Linked DNA regions of Homo sapiens: region 1 is linked to region 2. A link is an interaction called in ENCODE POLR2A ChIA-PET data of the cell type or tissue named here. Cell type or tissue: A673. All regions are shown on one strand. Links, peaks and the distances in the headings refer to the core of each region. The heading gives the core; the rest is flanking DNA. Region 1 has its middle 84 kb from the start of NEO1. Region 2 overlaps NEO1 (neogenin 1).

What was found. ChIA-PET counts read pairs that join two places held together with the same protein. Peaks named below come from ENCODE experiments on the same cell type or tissue, not always from the same donor. Only the 100,000 strongest peaks of a DNase experiment are listed, where the experiment ranks them.
Region 1: POLR2A ChIA-PET joins it to region 2 with 6 read pairs; 1 of 35 experiments calls an interaction of 5 or more read pairs at or near these places.

The regions. Positions count from the first base shown.
Region 1 is chr15:72,966,873-72,969,794 of GRCh38, reverse strand. No RefSeq gene overlaps it. Among named protein-coding and RNA genes, the nearest start is that of NEO1, 84 kb to the left of the region's middle. In A673, for the core only: no CTCF peak of the experiment used is centred there; a DNase peak (open chromatin) is centred at 1,084.
Region 2 is chr15:73,272,157-73,275,078 of GRCh38, reverse strand. NEO1 (neogenin 1) reads right to left here. Exons shown (of 29, transcript NM_002499.4): 19 at 2,517-2,624; 20 at 1,074-1,268; 21 at 355-387. Among named protein-coding and RNA genes, the nearest start is that of MIR12135, 26 kb to the left of the region's middle. In A673, for the core only: CTCF peaks have their summits at 1,302 and 1,520 (motif pointing right); a DNase peak (open chromatin) is centred at 1,538.

The DNA.
Region 1 (2,922 bases), core at 103-2,602, 310 kb after region 2:
GCAAATTAAAAAGCAATACAATAACTATTTATACAGCATTTACATTGTATTAAGTACTATAAGTAACCTGGAAATGATTTGAAGTACATATATGGGAGGATATGTGTAGGGTACATGCAAATACTACACTATTTGATATAAGGGACTTGAGCATCCTCAGATTTTGGTATCCTCAGGCATCCTGGAACTGATCACCCATGGATACTGAGGGACAGCTGTATCTTCAATAAGTCAATGTCATAGAAAGCAAAAAGGAGTGGAGGTGCTATTTTTAGATCAAAAGAGACTTAAAAGACCTAATCACCGAATGTAGTTTTGATCCTTTATTCAGTCAAGGAATAAAGCTGGCATAAGGAAATGAGCTGTAATAGGATATTTTGGGGAATTATTGAAGAACTTTGAGTACCGTGTAGGTGTTATATATTTACAAATTATTAATTTTGGATATGATATCATTATAAAGAAAATGTCCTTATTTTTTAGAGACACAGTGAAATATTTAAGGATGAAGGGTCATGATGTCTATAATTATAAACCACTTGACCAAAAAATGACAGAGATAGATGCAGAAAAACACTTTGTCACTGACCAGAGGAAAAAAATGAGAACAAGCAGATTGTCCCCTACAAATATTTGTTAAATCCCTGCCACATGCCAGGTTTACTACTGTTGGGTATACAGTAGTAAATGAGATGAACACGTGGGTCCCACCCTCCTGAAACTTAGAGGAAAAGGTTAGAACACATTTCTAATAATAACCATAACTAGCATGTATTATGCGCCAGTGTAAGAGTGCTTAAATGCATGATCTTATTTAACCCTCCCAATGGCTTCATGGAATGAGTACTCTTATGCTTCGGTGATTAAAGCTCCAGGGAGAATGTTTCTGGTCCCAAGTCACAGAGCTGGTGAGTGGCCCAACCAGGTCTTAAATCTTAGATTTGTGTGGTGGTCCTGGCTGGGCTCTTCCCTGGGTGTGTTGACAGGGGGACCGTGTGACTCCATACTGTTTCAGCATGGATTAACACGGCTTCGTTATCATTTCTCCTCTTTTCCCTTGTAATCATTGTAAAATGACGCCCAACTTGGCTGCCAGCCAAAAGGAAGTGCTGTTTATATAAAGGACATGAAAAGTAAAATAATAACGTAGTGTCACTCATCTTTAAACTCCTTGAAACTGCCTAGATTCTGCCTTAGTCTTTCCTACAGTCTACATTCTTATCTTCCTCTAGTTAAATCTGCTTTCTTCTCCATAAACAGATTTAGATAAATATAGTTAAGACTAATTATTCAATTATTTAATCCTGTGGATAGTCGTCTTTTAGCTGCTGGTATTAAACAAAATTGTTTCCTATATTGAAAAATATGCAGCTTGCAGCTACATTTTGTTCAAATGCTTCTAAGGGCTAGAACTGGACCTTGGCCTCCACTTGGCCATCACTGGTCATCAAATATTTATTGAGCATCTACTATGTGCCATGTCTGTTCTACATTTAGAACATGGTTTCTCTGGTACTTCAGGTTCCTCATGATGCTTTACAAACAAGATTTTAGGATCTGGCTTATTTGCAAACTCGGAAAGGCCTGAATACTGACCATATATTCCCTTAGGGCTGGCATTTGGTATCCACAGGGAAGTCAGGTTTTATGAGCCTGTCACCACTTCTGATGCACGGCCCAGGGCAGATAGCTTTATGGCATTGTGGTAATTAGTTCCTACAATAGAGGCCTGTCTTATCAGAGGAGCAGTGGTGGGCCCCAGGCAGCTCTGTTTGCCTGCAGAAAGCTCAGCTGTTCCCTGGGTACCTACAGCAGTGTTACAATGAGAGGAGTATGAAACGAGACCCTGGGCAGACTCTCAGCCAAGGGTGTTGGCAGTTCAGTTGGAGACAGCTGTGTAATGTCCCTGTTGCACTGGCCTGGGCTTCTATCTAAAGCCATCTTATTTGTAGTGTTTATTTTCTTCCACTTTTGCCCTTAGGCGCCCTATTGATGTTAGTGGATTTCCATATCAGAGAGGGACTTGAGGAGCTCAAAGAGGTTAATCAACTTGTTCCTTGTTGTGGGGTAGAGAAGTGTGGGGTAGAACCAGAAAGGCACAGCTTAGCACTCCTGCCGCCCATTAGAATCTGTCTTAGTTGCAGCCAGAGAACTTACAAGTTCCCATGTGTCATTAAAGGAAATACACTGTGGGACCTGTGCAGGCTTTGGCATGTGTGAAATTTCACGCCTCACAGATAGCGCTTCTGTCTGTGTCCAGGCTGCTTTCTTGCATGTTAGGTTTTTTTGAAAGTGTGAGTTATTCTATACCAAGAACTTCATCATAAATTACTTAATTTTTTTTCCAGGAAAACATTCCCTCCATTTTGTTAATTACCTAGCTAGTCACAGAAGCAATTCCTGGGGTTTTTTCAAAAAATACATTTTTCTCCTTGGTTACAAAAGTATTACATGTTTATTGTTAAAAAAAAAAAAGTCAGAAAAGCATAGGGAAAAAAATTTAAACGTCCTATAATTCTATCACTCTGACATAACTACTGTTAACATTTTGTGGAATGTGCTTTTAGTCTTTTCTCGATACATATATAATTTTTAAACAAAATTGGGATCATACTACTTCCTATAATTTGTGCAGTTTGTATTCTGTTTTATTTACAGAGAACATCAATTTGTAAGCATGCTCTTGTACTAGAAAAGAGTTTTCAAAAATGTTATTTTTTAAATAGCTGCATAATGTTTCAGCAAGTGAATTAATCATAATCTATTTAACCAAGCTCTATTTGAATATTTAGTTGTTTCCAGCATTTTGCTATCATAACATATACTTTGTTGAGCATCCTCGATATGAATTTTTGCCCTACCCAGGATTATTTTCTTAGAATAAATTTCTAGTGCTGGAATTCCTGAATGAAAGGGAGCGAA
Region 2 (2,922 bases), core at 93-2,592:
GCAAACATGAACAATTGGTATGATCGGTCTAATCATGACTTAAATGCTTATCGTTGTCACAGAACTTCAATATCTCAGCACAAAGGATGATCTGATCCACACTTAAGACGAATCTCCTACAGCTGCAGGACCAGTTTACTGGTTCAGTTTTCTTCTGCCAGCCTAGTTAGCTTCTACATAAATTCCCCAGCTTTTCAGAACATGGACTCAACTCTACTTTGGCCAATAACTGTGTGGCTTTTAACACATGGTGCTGATTTTTCAGGAAAAAAAAAAAAAAAAGAAACAAAAACCAAAAGCTAATAATAGGTCACAAAAGAAAGGAAAGAAAAGAGAGGCCATCTACTCATTTACCTTGATCATTAGGCATTTTATCAGAGGAGTCCGCTAACAGGCCAAGCACAGGGGAAGAAAAAACAAGAGCAAGGATCACAAGCTTTGAAGATGGGACAGGCAGAACTTTTTAAAGGAAAAAAACTAAAACCCCCACAAACTTCCAAACAAACTGAAACTTGACTTTAGTACTAACAGAAATTAAATTCATACAGGGCTTCCATAATTCCTTAGATTCAGTCCCCAGTTAAATTTTATTAGGCTAGGCTTACTTGGTTCAGTGCTTTATCTTCATTTTCTTATCTAGGGTTTTATTTAAAAGGCTCTTTTTAGTCTCTTTTTCTCTGTAACGTCCACAAATAAGTCTTTCAGGTTAATAGCCTGCCTGAGTTGAACTATCCATCACAAGAACACACTACTCTTTCTCTATATGGGAACCAAAAGAATCATATCTGATCTGACCAGTAAAAACTTTTAGATCACTGCAATTGATCTGCCCCAAATAGCCTGGAACCAGTGTCCTCTTTTATATGATATGTTTAGGCTGGTAACCCAGGGAGCACTGATTTGGTCAATGAGTAGGTGAGGAATCATTCTGGGATAAATCTTCACATCATGGCTCACAAGCTCATCATTAAGACTTCATATACTATCCACAGACTCTATATGCTCAAGTGATAGTGTCAGCATAGCCCCACTAAAGAGACACACAACAAAACCCTCAGCTTGGGGAGCATTACCTTTAGGTGTTCTGAATTGGACAGCTTCAGACATGGGTCCCATGCCCTTTGAGTTCCGTGCCTGGATTTTGAAGTAGTATGGTGTGTCAAGAGTTAACTCTTGTATCTGGTGAGTCAGTCTGTTTCCCACAACAGGCTCAATAACCCAGTCATGTATCTCTGCATTCACATCTGTACTGTAATATATGATGTAACCTGTCCAAAGGAATTAATGGGAAAAGAAATCTCACTCCTGCTTTTCCTTTTGCCTTCAGTAAATCAATAAGTACCTATTATATCATATGAATATTATAGCATAATATTTGAATAATGTACCCTCAAGGGTCTACAATTAAAATAATTCAGTTTTGAAAACCAGGAATTGCCTGACAGGCTGTTTTAGCTCTTACCGATGTGATCTCCTAGGAACTCCTGGGCAGAGCCACAGTGAACTGTCACCTGATACTTCCACCAGGGGGCACTTAATCCCCACATTGAGAAGGGAAGCATCACAACCATGAATCTATCTGACCCACAGCAAAAGGGCACTGCGCTGTTGCCGGTTTTAAAAGACAAAGTAAAATGTAATCCAAGTCAAGTCATGATTCATTCTTTCACAAAAGAGGCAAAGTCAAAACCTAAAAAAATGACATAAAGACCAGGATGTACAGAAAGAGATTCCTACTGAAAGCAAGAAGCAGGACAGTGCTAAGAAACACTTTCCATTTCCTTAGGCCACCTATTCATACAGAGGAACTTCAGGGCAAACCCCAGTTCCTCAGCACACACCTACATGGGCCAGAGGCGCCAAAGGAAGTAAGAGCAGCTGAACCCCATCAGGCTTCCATCCCTGATAAGGCTGAGGAAGGCAGAGTGTCCCCTCTACTGTGGAAGGTTTTCCTCTGAAAGTACAAGGAAAAAATTCCAGGTCCCTACAAAGACCTAGGCAAGTTCACTTTTAACTCTAATTATAAGAGCACAGGTACTTGAAGTAGCAGGTCTCGGGGGGCAGTGAAAAGGAATTAAATATCTAATGGGCTTTTTTTTTTTTTTTTTTTGTGGCTTCAGGGTACAAGAGCAGAATCTCTGTTTATTGGGTATTACTCTACAGAACCAGGGAGGGGGTATATAATTCTGAAGCTGTCCATCTAGGCGGAGACAGAGAAGAGCAGCTTTCCTAAGGAAAATAAATGTCTACAAAGTCCCACTATAGCCAAAGGCTGTCTAGTGCCTCCCATCCCCGACTGCAGTCAGAACCACCAACAGGCAACCCATTTTATGCCGCTATGGGCGACCAGCACAGCCTCACCCCAATTTCAAGGACCATCATGACTCACACCTTACCATAAAATGACCAAGCCAGCCTTCAGACTCCCACTTCTCCCAGCAACATGGTACTCTCCTGGAATACTCCTGTCAGGCAGGAAGAGCGCACAAAGAAATGCACACTTGATTGCATTTTACCTGTAATTTTGCCATTGGCTTCGGAGGGAGGCTGCCAATTCACAATTATGGTCTTAGGTTTCCCCTCTTTACTCACAACAGTCACATCCTTGGGTGGAGAAGTCGGAACTACAAAATAACAAAATTTTTAATAATTTCTGTCCATTTCAAATTAGTTCACTATTTCTTCAACCTTTTCCACTTGTAAGGCAAAATAAAGGGCACAAGGCAAAAAAGATAAAGCTTCTGGCTTCAAAGAAATCACAGTTTGTCTATCAAAAGTTCCAATCAAAAGAAGAATATTCAGAGTACCAAAGAGGAAATACCATACTATGAAGATACAGAATTGGCATCTTGGCTGGGAGTCAGGGATAAACAGGATAATTAGGTAGGAAAGTCAAGTGGCATTTGTACCAAGTACCTACCG